2 separate regions of the Homo sapiens genome follow, and region 1 is linked to region 2. Evidence: read pairs that join two places in POLR2A ChIA-PET (ENCODE). Cell type or tissue: A673. All regions are shown on one strand.

Region 1 (8,000 bases), 360 kb before region 2:
AGCATTTCAGTGCATTTAGGGACATAATCTACTGGATACAGTGGGACACACCAGTACAAAAAGGGATTTTGAATCTAATAGGATTTGAAAGGTAAGTATATTTTTATTTTCATGTATCGTGTGGGAAATTGATAGAAGGAGACATTTCAGGGTCTTGGCTCAAGCTTACATGGCAGATTAATAACTTGTCAGGGAACAGGACTCAGGAGTCCAGCAATCCCAGCCACGGCTTGTGGGACCCATATACTACATGGGTCAACTACACTTTGCAGCTCCTGCAGTTAAATGCAGTGTTTTTGTTACTCTGGCCGTGTGAGGAAATAAATATCTTCTGCTTTAATTCCCCTGCCCCGCAACCTCCTGCCCAAACTTCTTTTCAGGTTGGGTGCATTAACCATAAAACTACTTTTGTGGGAAAACAACTTGCCATTGAACTGTGCTGTGTGATTGGAAATTATGAGACATCTTCTCCATTTAATTCCCTAGGAAAATGAGCAGTTGCTAGACCTGGAACCTGTAGCAGCAGGCAAAGGCAAGGTCTGGATTAGGTACAGACCTCCTGTTTCGCCTTCCTGGGGTCCCAGTGTTCACAATGTTTTGTATTCCTGGACATGATACTTTTCTTCATGTCCTCCCTTTTCAGAATTGAGTTAAAATGGAATTTTCCTTAATGATGGTAGGTGAAAGCAGTTTTCGCAGAATCAACTTCAATTTTAAGAGCACCTTGAGGATTACCAGGAGTTTGTATGTTTTATTGTATTGAATTGTATTGGATTAATAGGCATTTCTGAAGCCAAGTTTCTAGAGTTCAGCCTGTCAATTTTTTTCCCCTCTTGCCTTCACTTCAATGATCATAATGGAGAGAATGATCTTTCAGTGAAACTTCTGAATGGCATGCCTTGTCAATGAATGGTGTCTGTGGAGATACAGTCTCCTTCAGCCATTGTAACCTGATACCATTTCAAGTTGAGGGGCTGGCTTCCTGTGAAGCATTTTCAAGGAATCAGGTGTTTGTTTTGGAGCTATTGTATTTTCTACTCAGGGGGTAAAAGGACAATAATGAGTTCAAGTGTATAAAATGTATCCTTAGGTTCAGCTGTCCTAGGGGTTAGTGCTTGAGGACAGAAAGTAACCCAATGTTTTCTTTGATAAGTGCCACTCCAGAGAGGACACTAGAATAGTACCAAATGCAGTTGCTTGCTTTATAGAAGAATCTTTCTTTCCTTCCTTCCTTCCTTCCTTCCTTCCTTCCTTCCTTCCTTCCTTCCTTTCTTCTTTTTTTTTTTTTTTTTCAGACCGAGTTTCACTCTTGTTGCCCAGGATGGAGTGCAATGGCATGATCTCGGCTCACTGCAACCTCCACCTCCTGGGTTCAAGTGATTTTCCTGCCTCAGCCTCCTGAGTAGCTGGAAATACAGGTGTGTGCCACCACGCCTGGCTAATTTTTCGTATTTTTAGTACAGATGGGATTTTACCATGTTGGCCAGGCTGGTCTCGAACTCCTGACCTCAGATGATTCATCTGCTTCAACCTCCCAAAGTGCTGGCATTACAGGCATGAGCCACTATGCCCAACTAAGATGATATGGTCTTGTTGGGCCTAATCTTGTGGTGAGAAGGGATTGTGGGACCTGCTTTGAAATCTTCAAGGTCATTTGTGTGTCTCGTAAGGCCAGGTATTCCAAACGTGGTTGTGCTTTGGAATCATTTAAGATTTATTTTATTTTTATTTGTTTGTGGGGGGGGAGTTTCTTTCTTGTTGCCCAGCCCGGAGTGCAATGGCGCAATCTCGGCTCACCGCAACCTCTGCCTCCCGGTTCAAACGATTCTCCTGCCTCAGCCTCCCGAGTAGCTGGGATTACAGGCATGCGCCACCACACCCGGCTAATTTTTGTATTTTTAGTAGAGAGGGGGTTTCTCCATGTTGGTCAGGCTTGTCTCAAACTCCCGACATCAGGTGATCTGCCTGCCTCGGCCTCCCAAAGTGCTGGGATTACAGGCATGAGTCACTGTGCCTGGCCAAGATTTTTTTTTTTTAACGTAAATTATTTAGGTCCCACCCCTGACATACTCTGAAATTGGGAGTGGGGGAGTCTGAGGAATTCATGTGTATATTTAAAATGTGCCTCAAGTCGATTCTGCTGTAGTCAGTTTCTCACATTTGGGAACTGTGCTGGTTGTCTCCTATTTGCTCCTGGATCATCTCCTCTCCTCTCTTTGCTCCAGGACGCTGACTACATTGAGGAACTCTCTTCCCCTCTGGCTTCTTGGATTTGATCAGTGGGAACCCTCAACAGGAGATCAGAGGGTGGAAAGATGAGGCAGTCATGGTACACATCTCGTGGCTCTCCCCACACTCCCCATGGTGTCTTCATGTCTGTGGGCTGGTTAAATGGGAGAGTTCCCTGATCCCCCTCCCAGGAGACCTGCTCCGTTGCCTCAAACCCCTTGCGGGAGGGGGAGCACTCAGATGGGCAGGTGCAGAGGCTGGGGTGGGTGCTTTGGGCTCTGGCCCCATGGTAGTGTCTTGGGGTGGGTGCCTGCAACCCCAATGTTACAATATTCTCTTAGCCCTGCCATCCGCAGATGGCTTTAAGTGTTAAACAGCTCAATGGACCCTCTGCCTTTTCTCAAGGGCAGAGGGCCAGTGTGACAGCTTTCTGTATCCTGAGCTCTTGCCCAGCGTCCCGGAAGCATCGGGTCACACACAGGCTTGAAGGATGAATGCGAGGTTTTAATGCACGGTGGAGGTGGCTCTCGGCAGGATGGATAGGGAGCTGGAAGGAGGGGAGATGGAGTAGGAAGATGATCTTCCCTTGGAGTGGGCTGTCCAGCAGCCAAACTCCTCTCTGACCACCCTGGCTGAATTCCTCTCGAGTTCTCTCTGCTGCACTGTTCTGCATTGTCTGCTTGTCTCGTCTCCTCCTCTGCTGGTCTGAGCTGGAGCCTGGGGTTCAGGGTTTATATGGGTATAGGATAGGGGGTGTGGCATACCAAAAGACCACTTTTTGGGTGCAAAAACAGGAATGCCTGTTCTCATTTAGGGCCACAGGTGTCCAGGCTTGTGGGTGGGGCCTTTGTTGGGGAACCGCCCTCTTCTAGCATTTCTCTGTCTCCCGTCCATATCGCTGGCAGTAGCCTTTTACCTGAAGCCACTGCTTCTCTCAAGCCAGCACTGTCTTCTTTACTCTCTTCTTCCATTTTCTGATAGCCACTCCCTTTTCTTTGCTTTTTGAGCCAGGGTGGGAGCACAGGTCCATCAGCAGCCCAAAGGGGCTCACAGGTCAGCCTTCAGGGGCAGGGAAGGGCAGGGAGCTGCTCTGGAGGGGCAATCGGGAGATCGGGCCCAGATTCATAAAAAGCTACTTTCATTCATTTTTGAAACTTGTTCAAGATCTACATCTAAAGTAGTAGCTGAACCAGGCCAAATGCGTCTCCTACCCATCTCTCCAAAGCTGGAGTCTGCTTCTTGTCTTGCTAAACCCACTGAGATTGGGGCGGGGGTGGGGAGGGGGGCGGTGGTGAAGTGTCCCTCCTCTCAGGCCTGAGAAAACGACAGGACCATGAGGAAATCTGATTTTCCTGCAGGTATGGGAATGGGAGAGGAAAGCATGAAGCCATTTCCCTTTCTTAGAGTAGGTTCTGGATACTTCCTTTATCCTTAAGGAAACTCTTCTAAATGAACTGAGTCTTTCCTTCTTGGAAAAATATCCAAATCATGTCTCATCCTCCTTCTATCTGACATTTGCAGGCTCTGCACTGGTTTGTTGGCAGTTCCCCCTAATTCCATGGAGGCCTTGGTAACACGCAGCCTTCTCTGTGCAGTGTGTGGTTAGTAGTAAATCTTGAGCCATTCAGCGCAGCGTTCCTCCTGGGGTCCAATCAACTCACGCCACCTTTCAGGGGAAAATCACCCAGACACATGTGACTGGTGTTAAATTAATTTGCGGCGAGTACTGGCTAATGCATTTCAAATGATTTAGCTCTGGTTGCTTCACTGAACATGTTCTGCAGTTTGGGTTTCTGTGAATAATAAGAGAAAGGGATGTTTTAGAAATATGGTCCTATATTTAGGGACCTGCCTATGTTGATTAGCAGCCAAGTAATTTGGAGCTAGAAAATTTACGAGGGTCATTCACATTCCTGCCGCCACCTCAAATCTCAGTTTTACTGAGAAATGAAGGTCTTTTACCTTATGTTGACTTAGTGTTTCTGAAGAGGGAATGTTGCCTATTTTGTTGCTAAGTAAAACTCAAAGTTTTCAGTTTCAGATAGAGTATTAAATAAAAAATAAAACTTAATTTCTAAATCATTCTCTCTTTTTTACATTTGGTGTGAAACTTTCCTAAGGAAAGAAGTTCAGGTTCCTAATCCACTTTGAATAGCCAATTTTACTAAGAAGGCCACAAAGACAGGTAAAAATAAACTTTTTCTCAGTTAGGTTTTGACCAGCCTACAAAAACAACTTAATAGCAATTGCCCCAGGAAAGAAAATTAGCACAGTTTTCATTGGTTAATAGTCTATAGGAAAGCCTTTAAAGTTTAACAAGAGACAATTGCTTTTTAATGTTTTCTTTTTCAAGCGTAGGAACTCAACTTGATCTTTCATTCTTCTAGGAATTCTGTTTGCCCAGGAGCTGGGGCCAATCCTCATTCTGACATGGTAGCAGCTTTATTTGTCACCTTCTTTGACAGTGAAAAGGACTAGATCAGAGGGTGAGCCCTGAATGTGGGCTCCAAAGGATGCACAAGGTGATTCACTGATATGTGGAAGAAAATATTGTATCATCTCTACAAAAAGTGCAAAAATTAGCCAGGCATGGTGGTGCATACCTGTGGTCCCAGCTACTTAGGAGGCTGAGGCGGGAGGATTGCTTGAGCCGGGGATGTTGGGGCTGCAGTGAGCCAAGATTATGCCACTGCACTCCAGCCTGGGTGACAGAGTAAGACCCTGTTTCCAAAAAAAAAAAAAAAGAAAAAAAGGAAATATTGTAAGTTCTGTTTATTTTCCCTAAAAAGTTAGAAAGACACTAAGCTCTAAAGTCTGCTAAAGTATAATGCATGGACAGGCACTGGCACCTTCATGTGGAGTGAATAGTGGTCCCATTTCTTGTTAGGGAAGGGGAGTGTCCTGAGAAAAACAACATTCCACAAGAGGTTGAGGGTGCCACCTTTCCCTTGTTGCACATTGCAATGATGGATGGCAGTTTATACGTGTCAGGCAAAGTGGATTTATGGATGATGTTGTCTGGTCTTAACTCAGCAAGTCACTGCAAAATGGACACATGGTTTAAGACGATGTCAGCAAAGAGAGGGTGGGTTGAATGTAATGATAAGGCAAGCATGAGTAAACAAGAGAAAAGGCCGCAGTGACAGTTTTGCTTTCAGAACTATCTCCTTTTCAGTGAAGTTGCTCAGTAGATGTATAAACACAAATTACAGCCATAATCATTAATGACACCCCTCACCTAACTGTGTTACATCTTGATATACTGGCTAGCAAGAGTTGAAGCCATTATGCTTTGAAAAAGACAATAAAAATGTCTGCAATCTTTTTTAACTGACCTAAAATCATGTACTATTCAGTGCAGTATCTCTCAAAATGTTAATTAGTGTAATGGAAAGTGCTTAAATGCCTCTTTTGAGGTTTCTTAGTAGTGAAGAAAAAAAGGTGCATATGACCATGGGAAATACTTGTTCTTCCTACTGCAATAAATACAGCTGAAATAATGCATGAAGAAATATACTGACGAGGCTTTTAATATACTGACAAGTCCTAAATTGTATTTCCATTCCAAACGCCTCCCCTGTAATGCCTGACTCTTACAAGCGACTGGTTTCTTGACACCTTCCCGGGATCTCTAGTCTTCTGCAGCTTCATGCATCCAAACTGAGCTCTTGATCATTGCTGCTTGTCTTTCCCTCAGTCTCCTCCTCCACAAGTGGCTCCTGCCTTCCTCAAGTGTTTACGTTAAAAACCACATATGTAACTAACCTGCACATTGTGCACATGTACCCTAAAACTTAAAGTATAATTAAAAAAAACAAAAACAAAAACCATGTGTGTCCTATCTTCTTTCTCTCTTATCCTGTATCCAAAGCTGTCAGCTAATTTCATGGGTTCTATGTCAAAATATGTCCAAATCTTTCAATGTCCTCTCTCACCACTAGCATTTCAGTCCATCTCTCATCTGGACAATTGAAATTGGTCCCCTGTTCCTGTCCTGCCATGTTGCAGTCTTTTCTCCACAGTAGGCTGGAGAAATCTTAAACCTAAGTCAGACTGTGTTGTGCTCTGCTGAGTCCCCCACCCCGGCTTCCTGTCTTGCTCAGGATGAAATCCATCATCCTCACCCTAGCCCTCAAGGCCCTACATGACCTCTCCCAGGCTGCCTTCTGTCCTCTGGTCCTCCCAATTCCCCATCCCTCTCTGCTTCCAGACACACTGGCTTCCCGTGGGTCAGTCCCACCCAGGCAACTCCTGCCTGGGGGGTCCTTCCCCTGCTGCTGCTCCCTCTGCTGGATACAGATAATCTACAGCTTGCCCCTCCACATATTCAGGCCTTTGCTCAGACCTCACCTCCTTAGACAGGTCTTCGTCATCTGAAATGGCTCACCCTATCACTCTCTGTCCCAAGAACCAGTTGAACTTTTCTTTGGAGCACTTACCCCTGATATACATTAGATTTTTTAAAAAATTTGCTCATTGTCTGTTGTCCCTCATAGGAACATAGCTCCATGAAAACTTAATTTTGTTCATTACTTCCTCAGCACCTGTTAACAGTGACTAGCTCATACAAAATATTCAAAATATCCTTTTTGAATGATTGAATGAAAATACCTTTAGCCAGCAAATATTGCTGATAGATGCGGAGAAAACTTTAAAGAAACAAGTATGGAAACAAATCAAGTAGTGCTTGCTTTACAGCTGGGTGAAGTACAAATGTAGCTTCTGCTTAGATAATAAAACATAACAAGTGCTGTTCTTTGGTGAACCAGTTACAGAAAATATGCCAGAAAAGATGTGTTCTCAATTGTAAATAACTTCTCTACAAGAAACAATGTTCTCATGGAACAATTGTTTAAAATGACATTTGATGGAGTGGTAGCTTCCACTGGAATTAAAAGAGGATGCTGGATAGGATGTGGAGAGCATCACTTGGGAAATTGATTCGCTGGGTAGTAACTCACAAGCAAACTATTGCTGCAGAGCAGTTGAAGTCAGAAGTGCAGAATGAGCTACAGGAGATCACAGATGCAATTAATCTGATTCTGAAAAATGAGAGAGCTGGCTGGATATGACGGCTCATGCCTGTAATCCCAGCACTTTGGGAGGCCAGGGCAGAGGATTGCTTGAGCTCAGCAGTTTGAGACTAGCCTGGGCAACACAGCAAGATCGCATCTCTACTTAAATTCACAATAGATATGCTGTTATTATGCAAAAAATACTTTAAAACAGGTAAGATTGAAAGGATATCAAATATGATTTACTTTACTCATTCCATTGAATAAATATATTATTCCTCACCAATAAATAAATAAATAAATAAAATAAAATAAATTTAAAAAAATTAACTGGAAGTGGTGGTGCACACCTGTAGTCCCAGCTACCTCGGGGGCTGCGGCGGGAAGATCACTTGAGTCCAGTAAGTCGAGGCTGCAGTGAATCATGATTGTGCCATTGCACTCCAGCCTGGGTGACAGAGTGAGACCCTGTCTCAAGCAACAGCAACTGCAACAACAAAACCAGTGAGAGAGCCACATAAAATGAGAGGATCTTTGAAATACTTTGCACCAAGATAAATAATGATCATGAAGACCTCTTGTTTGCAGTCATCTGTTTTTACAAAAAGACAAGTGTTCTAAATTTGCTGACCTTTTCTTATGGTGCCAAGTGGCTGTTAACAGTCTCTTATTTAGGAGCCACTTTGAAGAGAAAAATAAGGCACATTACTTTTTTTCCTTCCTAGTAAAGATGGTGTTTTACCGATGAGGGAGGGA
Region 2 (8,000 bases):
TTGCTTCCTTGATTCAGTTACAATTCAGTAACTTTCATAAAAAGACTATAATAGAGGACAACTGGATATCCACATGCAAAAGAATAAGGCTGAACCTTTACCACATCATAAATAAAAATTAGCTCAAAATGTATCAAAGGCTTAAATATAAGAGCTAAAACCAGAAAATGCTTCAAAGACAACATAGACGTAAATCTTTGTGACCCTGGACTAAACAATAGTTTCTTAGATGACACCAAAAGCACAAACAAGCAACAATAATAACAAAAAAAACAAAAACAGGTAAGTCAGATTTCATCAAATTAAAAATGTGTATGCTTTAAAGGACACCATCAAGAATGTGATGATAACACACAGAATGGGAGAAAAGATCTGCAAGTTACATATACGATAAGGGACTTGTATCCAAAATAAAGAGAACACTTGTAACTCAATAATAAAAAGACAACTCGATTTTTAAAATGGGAAAAGAATCTCCAAAGAAAATATACAAATAGCCAATAAGTACACAAGAAGATGCTCAACATCATTAGAATCCAAAATGCAAATCAAAACCACAGTTAGATCATCATTTCACACCCATCAGGATGGCTATAATCAAAAAGTTAGATAACAAAAGTGTTGGTGATGATGTGCAGAAACTAGAACTTTCATATGCTGTCAACAATGTGAAATGATACAGCCACTTAATGAAAGTCTAGAAGTTCATTAAAAGGTTAAACACACAGTTACCGTAGAACTTGTCAACTCCACTCCTCAATATAAACCCAATAGAAATAAAAACATATCCATATACAAACTTGTACATAAATGTTCATAGCAGCATTATACACAGGAGTCAAAAAGTAGAAAAAGCCCAAATATCCATCACTGATGAGTGGATAAACAAAATGTGATATTATCAATACAATGTAATATTATCTGACAAAAATAAGGAATAAAATACTGATGCATCCCATACTCTTTCACGAACCTTGAAAAGGTATGCTAAGTGAAAAAAGCTAGTCACAAAAAATCATGTTTTATTATTCCATTTATATGAAATATATAGGCAAATCTCTAGAGAGAGAAAGAGGATTTAGTGGTTGCCTAGGGCTGGTGGCTAGGAGGGCGACTGCTGAAAAGTTTGGCGTTTCTTTACGTAGCAATGAAAATATTCTAAAATTGACTGTGATGATGGTTTCACAACTCTAATAATACTAAAAACCACTGAGGCGTACACTTTTAATGAGTGAACTGTATGGTATGTGAAATATGGTATGATAAATTTCTAGAAAAAAATTAGCTCTGGGAAAGATTTCCATTCCTGACAAACACTTTTCTTTTATTCAATGAACTACATTATAAATTTTATTTCTCTTGGCTTCACTGCCAACAAATTCACAGCTAAAATTTGTGGTCATATGTGCTTTCTTTTACCTCAACTTTCTAGTGCAGTTTGTTAACCCCATGTGTTTTGCTTTCATTGTTTTCATTTGTAAGTGTTCTACTGCAAGCCACTTCAATCTTTCTTGGAAGCAGATGTGATGGCTGGCTGAATTCTGAAAACTTAAAGATACTCATGATCCTCGTCAAGGATCCCTACTAAGGGATCCCTACACAAAATCCCTACTAAGTTCAGCTTGAGTTCTGCCAACTAATCCCTTTCATCTTAACTACCATAAAGAACTGAACCAATCACAGTTTTCCCAGGGGACTCTTTCCCTCTAAATTACATTATCCATATAGAACATTATAATGCCGTATTACACATTTACCATATATTTAGCACACAATATTTAAAATGAAACTCAAATTAACAAATCACTACTGAAGTTGAACTTTGTTTTGGGAAATTCAATCCTACCCTAACAGGTGAGGATGACTCCTCTGTATTTCGTTTCTGGGGCTCAGTGTCCACGTCTTGGCGCTTGTTCTTCATTCTTTCTCTAAGATCCCCTGTAGGTCTTTCTGGTGACCTTTGAACCAAAACACAGAAACAAAACAAAAAACGAAACAAAACAACAAAAATCTGTATTTATATATTAATAACATTTTATAAGAATGTATTTACAGAAATAACCTCACAAATCTCAATACACTTTTTCTAACTGACCTTGACTCCTGAATTTCTGAAAAATTTCACCTTAAATATTAATATGCAAAACACGAGCAACACTTACAGTTTTTCTCCCAATAACAATCAAAATGTATATGTTAAATTCCACGAAGTGGCAGGTACTGGTGATGTGAATAAGAAATTATATGTGAACTGAGAAAAAGGAACTAATAGCTTGACTTGTTTTCCTATTAATCACATAAATATATTAGTTATATGTGGGAGCAAAATGTAGTAGTAACACAAAGTTTTAAACTACAAAGTTGCAAAATTAATCTAGAGGTAGCAGCATTATCATTTATACTGAAAGATATAAGAAGATATTACAAGAAATAAGTTTCTTGTATACACATGCCTGTGGTTGGATGCAACATCAATAACTGAGAAAATATTTTATGTACCTTAAGTAAGAATCAAAGCAAATATAGGAGCTTTAAAATTTATCTTAAATTTTAAATTATTTCAGAATAAAGATAAAGGATTCAAGGCAATTTTACAACAGTGATTTTCATATTCTGCTGTAAATTTTTTAACTAAAGGAAAAATACATATTTATACTCAACAGTGGTAAGGCTTTATTATTTATACTAGAAATTTGACAGTATATGGCTATGCAATTATTTTCACTATCAGTGGGAAAAAACAAAGGAGAGATGGAAAACAGACTGCCTTTAAAGACTATTTCTACAACACCTTTAAAACAGGGCAAAAGAAGTTAAGGAATGCTCTGTTCCTCTTTGACTACCAAAAAGTACTATATATAAAAAAGATATAAACAAATCACATAAATATTCACATCTATTTCAAGCAGTCATTGGGCAATCAAATCAGTTCCTTGATTTTATGAATATAAATCATAAGGTTAGTAAAGAAATAATTTGAGTTAATTCACTTTAAAGGATCTCATTAATGTTTACATGCACATGTAATAGATTTATATTAAATGTTTTAACAGTTAAAGCTAAACTTGAAACTGGAATCTCTTACTAAGAACCAGTACTTAAGTGCTCTAAATTATAATGATGTACATGTAAATCCTATGTGCCCTGGTTTCCTTTATATAATAAAACACTTTAGTATGAACTTGTTTCTATCCTAAACAGCACCCAACAGAATGAATGTTTTACACACAGCGAATTCTCAATTAATTATGTAAAAGTCTTGTATATAAACATATAAATAAGCATTCTGTAAAATACATTGCTTTTCTTATCTTTGACTCGCATTATGAACTATGTTTTTCCTCCCGACAAAAAAAATGCACAAATACGAAAGAAGTTATCAGATGGAAAATCATACACAAAATAGCAAAATTATAATAAATATTCTTTATTCTAAGTCTAGCAATGACATTACTTTTTCCCATTTTAGACAAATTTCTCTGACCATTTTTCTCAAAATGATTTCTTGAATAAAAATTCTGAGTCAGCTAATAAATTTCAAAGATAAATTTTAAAATGTATCAAAAGTATAGTATTAAAGCAAAACATTAAAAGTATCGAAATAGTTTCACCAGGTATGTATCTACGTGTATATATACAAGTAAACACACATATACAATAAACACTAATCTTCCCACATTAACGGAAGTGACAAATGACAATCTAAATACAAATAAAACAGTATTCAGAATCACAAATAAACTAAAATGTACAATGTTTACGTGAAAAAGAAGTTGGCTAATGTTGAGGGTTTGAATTTTAAATTCTCCTAAACAAAATCTACCCATACACTACCCCCAAAAAAATCATTCAACTAAAAAAAAAAAAAAAAAATTCCAATTGCTAATGTTCAGTTTTTATAGTGTTGCTATGCTATAGCCAAAACAATCAGTGTAACCAATTTTGGATCTAGGTAAATTATTTCTTTACCAATCAAGTTAAAACTGTTTTTGTGACAAACTTTATGTATATTACATCTTTAAATACCATAAAATAATCATCATGAGGGAACCAAAAGAAAAATAAAAGGTCTTTATTAAGCAAGTTTAATCTAGCCAAGCCTTTATTAAAGGCAAAACGATGTTCGAAATATGGAGCATATTCATCCACATATAAATACATATTTTCATTAACATACTGTGCTAAGGGATTTGGCAAATGCATTTTAACCTATAGAATTTGTACAAAATTTGAATTCAGAACATCTTAAACAGCTAAAATTATACCCTATTTGAATTTTACTATTTTAAGAGTTAAAAATAGCCTCACTAAAAAGAAATTCAGACACCATGGAATTCTGCTGTCTTAAGCAGCAATTTAATACATAATTAGGGGGGAAAAAGTAAGCCATACACATACTACAAAAAGATCTACTGTCAAAACAAATAAATAATGAACAAATAAGTTAATTTGAAAGCAAACATTTTATTAATCTTGAAAATAACAAAAAGATCCTGTCGATCTTCAATTACTGGTAAGACTACCACCAATATAGAAAATCTGACCAAATATATGGTTGTATTTCAGATTTTTATACTAGATAAATTACAAAAGCCATCTTCTAATAGTACATGAACAATACAAAGTTCTCAGTTTACCTTCTATAATTGCTGCTATAACCTTTACCACGAGGTGAAGGGCCATGTACGAATCTACATGTGTTTCCATAGAGGCAGTTGCCAGTCTTCAGCCAGTTACGGCACTGTGTCTAAGAGACAGATATTACTATGTAAATTTCATATTTATTTCTGGAAAAAAAAAATGCTAGCGGGACAAAATTAAAACAAATGCTACCAAAATTCCAGCTAACCTGTGATATATTACTCCCCAAATAATAAAAACTTCAGGAAAAAAATATGGAAAAACCCATAAACCTTATCACCCTTTTCACTTCTTTTTATAAAACACACTTTAAAAAATTTACTGAACAAACATTCCTACAATAAAACAACCTGTTCACCTTTATGATACAAATAAGCATTTCAATAATAGAATTCTAAGAGAACCCCTGTGACTATACTAGTGACAACTCACCTCTGCTGTACTGCCAGTGCTGGGTCCAAGCCTCTCAAATACACTGGGTCTTCGGGATGTGCTATCAGATATAGTCTTGGTATTTTCCACTGTGACCTTCCTTCTAATTTTTGACATTTTGTACTACTTCAACCAAAAAAGAAAGAGGCAAAACTGTAAAATTCCTCAGTTTTAAATAACTGAGCCCACAGCTTACAAGTAGATAAAACTATAGGTAACAGTGTAAAATTACAGGAGATTTTCCTTGGGAGATTAAAAAAAAAAAGCATAGGAGAGGTCACAGGTAAACAGAGATAATATCTTCTAAAACATGCCTTACTGGTGAATTTATAACAGCTGTGAGATCTGTTGGCTAGAATTGTACCTCTTCTGCAGAGTGAACGAATATGATCCTACTCACACAGTGAAGTTTTCATAGTACAATCAACCTCAGAAGATACAGTACAAAATGTTTACTTTATAAAAGTTACTTACAAAAATTGCTTCAAAATTTAGTAACTCAAAGTTGTTAACCATCAACTGGTTAACTGAAAAAGAGTTATGCTAAAGAAAATGGAAAAATAAAATTGGGTGAAAATTTTCATAGCAGAAATTATGTTTCATAAGTTTAAGGGACAACAGCAGTTATGTTCCAAAAATCAGGTTGAGAAAAATGAATGATATTTTAGTATTTTCTTTGCCTGACAGAAGTCAAAACAATCTGATCAAGCATATTTATTTTCCAGTAACACAAAAACAAAACAAAACAAAACTCAATGTTGATAGAAACAACTTTCAAAACAGGACAGACTGTAGAACTAGAAAAAGTCGAGGTGTTTCTATAATCTATACTACACTGACATAAAATTCAAAGGTGTTAAAAGTAATTATCAGACTATTTTACCATTATTAGTAATAACAAAAAAGGCAAATTGTAAAAATATTTTTATTTTATTTTACGTTTAAGCTCTGTTAGATTTGATGTAAACATAAAAATATTTTTTAAGGGCCAGGCACAGTGGCTCGTGCCTGTAATCCCAGCACTTTGGGAGGCCGAGGCGGGCGGATCATGAGGTCAGGAGATCGAGACCATCCTGGCTAACATGGCAAAACTCCGTCTCTACTAAAAATACAAAAAAAAAAAAAAAATTAGCTGGGCATGGTGGCGGGCGCCTGTAGTCCCAGCTACTCTGGAGGCTGAGGCAGGAGAATAGCATGAACCCAGGAGGCAGAGCTTGCAGTGAGCCGAGATCACACCACCGCACTCCAGCCTGGGCGACAAAGCGAGACTCCATCTCAAAAAAAACAAAAAAACTCTCTCTATATATATATATGTATGTAAATAAAACATTCAAAAACTGAAACTATAGTAAAAATCTAATCCAATGACATAATTGGGTAATTCAACTAGATTTGCAAGTATCAGATAATGACAGTATATTATGACATTAGAAAACAATATTAAATTCTAGACCAAGATACAATCCAGAGCATACACTACTGTGGGAAGAGGGTAGAAACTGCCTCATAAGGGGAAGGAAAAAAAACACCATACTATATCCCGCTTTATACAAACTAAATATTAGTTGAAATCTTATCAATCATCAAAAGTTACTAGAATGAACCACAGCAGCTAAAAAAGTTTCATTTAGTCTCTATAAAGATCACAAATCTTTAATGTGGTTTCAAAGTAAAGACATATCACTTTAAAGGAAATTAAATCGTGGTAGTACCTAATTGAAACAGCAATAAAAAATTATAAACAGTGTTTGGTTCAATGAGGTACTTCAGGTCACACTTTTAAAAGAATCCAAAGACTAAGAACAACATTTGATAAATAAAAGATGGTGCATCAAGGAAGGAAAATATGAAATAATATATGGTGATTTTAAATTGGAAAATCTATATTTTTATCAATATAAAATGTAATAATTCTTTTGATATAATAGCAATTAATTTTTAGTGATTTTAAAAACAGAATTACTTCACAGTAATTATAAATTTAAGAACCAGTGGAGAGCATCACATAAACAATAATTTGCTGCAACACAAAATCAATTAAATATTAATTGTTCTCCAAGTAAGGAACTACACACCAATTCTACATACTGGTGTTAGCATTATAAGATAATCTTTGATTTAATTTTTCTTAGACTCATTCTCAGCTGAAATGTGAACATACGGAGGAGAAGCTGGTAAAATTTCCTATGTCTATTTGATTTACTGAGCACGAAAAAACTGAAAGCTAAGAGAAGTGGAGCTGAGAAAGATCTAGAAAATGTAGAGCTTTGAGAAAAACTTTTTTAACAATATATATCCAAGCATGATTCAATAATAAGTAAATGTATCACAATGTATAAGAAGTTTGAGAAAAACATAAAGTTTCATTATATATTGCTACATTAATATACAAATATAGAGTAATCCTCAACCAATAATTCAATTTTTAAAACATTTCTTAATAAACAAAATTGAATAGGTTCCAAAATTTCCTTATTTGCTAGTTATGTAGAACTTAGAAAACAGGCACAACCATCCCACCACACTGCCTCAAGTGGACTAACACTAATTTTTTATTTTTCCCTCCACTGTCACTGGAAATGAGTTAGTTCTGCCCCCAACATCTCTACTACCCCCAACATGCCTCCACTCCCAGCTCAGTCTCCTTCAAAAAATTCAATGGTAATGGTTTCCAGTTAGGACGACAGGCTATTTATTATCGTACTTATTATACTTAAAACATTGGTCATCTATCATCTCCTTTCTTTTTACTTTTTGAGGGTTCCAGGTATTAACTCTACAGTTTCTTTTTCTGGTCTGTCCTCTGTTGCCTGATTCGCACTACTCTCCTCCCTTGACCTATTGCTTTGCTGGTCTGAGAGCTTCTCTCCAATCCTAGACTCCCTAAGGCAAACTTTGAAGATTTCGCCGGGCGCGGTGGCTCACGC

The links. ChIA-PET counts read pairs that join two places held together with the same protein. Peaks named below come from ENCODE experiments on the same cell type or tissue, not always from the same donor. Only the 100,000 strongest peaks of a DNase experiment are listed, where the experiment ranks them.
Region 1: POLR2A ChIA-PET joins it to region 2 with 5 read pairs; 2 of 35 experiments call an interaction of 5 or more read pairs at or near these places.

The regions. Positions count from the first base shown.
Region 1 is chr13:45,677,470-45,685,469 of GRCh38, forward strand. It overlaps LINC01055 (long intergenic non-protein coding RNA 1055), which reads right to left. Exons shown (of 4, transcript NR_125786.1): 2 at 7,595-7,731; 3 at 4,833-4,950; 4 at 3,730-4,022. Among named protein-coding and RNA genes, the nearest start is that of LINC01055, 20 kb to the right of the region's middle. RefSeq lists an enhancer at 2,521-3,023. In A673, a CTCF peak has its summit at 6,473 (motif pointing left); a DNase peak (open chromatin) is centred at 982; H3K27ac peaks cover 2,329 bases.
Region 2 is chr13:46,040,318-46,048,317 of GRCh38, forward strand. It overlaps ZC3H13 (zinc finger CCCH-type containing 13), which reads right to left. Exons shown (of 19, transcript NM_001330564.2): 2 at 5,074-5,199; 3 at 4,638-4,747; 4 at 1,847-1,958. The coding sequence starts at 5,190. Among named protein-coding and RNA genes, the nearest start is that of ZC3H13, 8.4 kb to the right of the region's middle. In A673, a CTCF peak has its summit at 7,578; DNase peaks (open chromatin) are centred at 1,624 and 7,614; H3K4me3 peaks cover 7,747 bases; H3K27ac peaks cover 8,000 bases.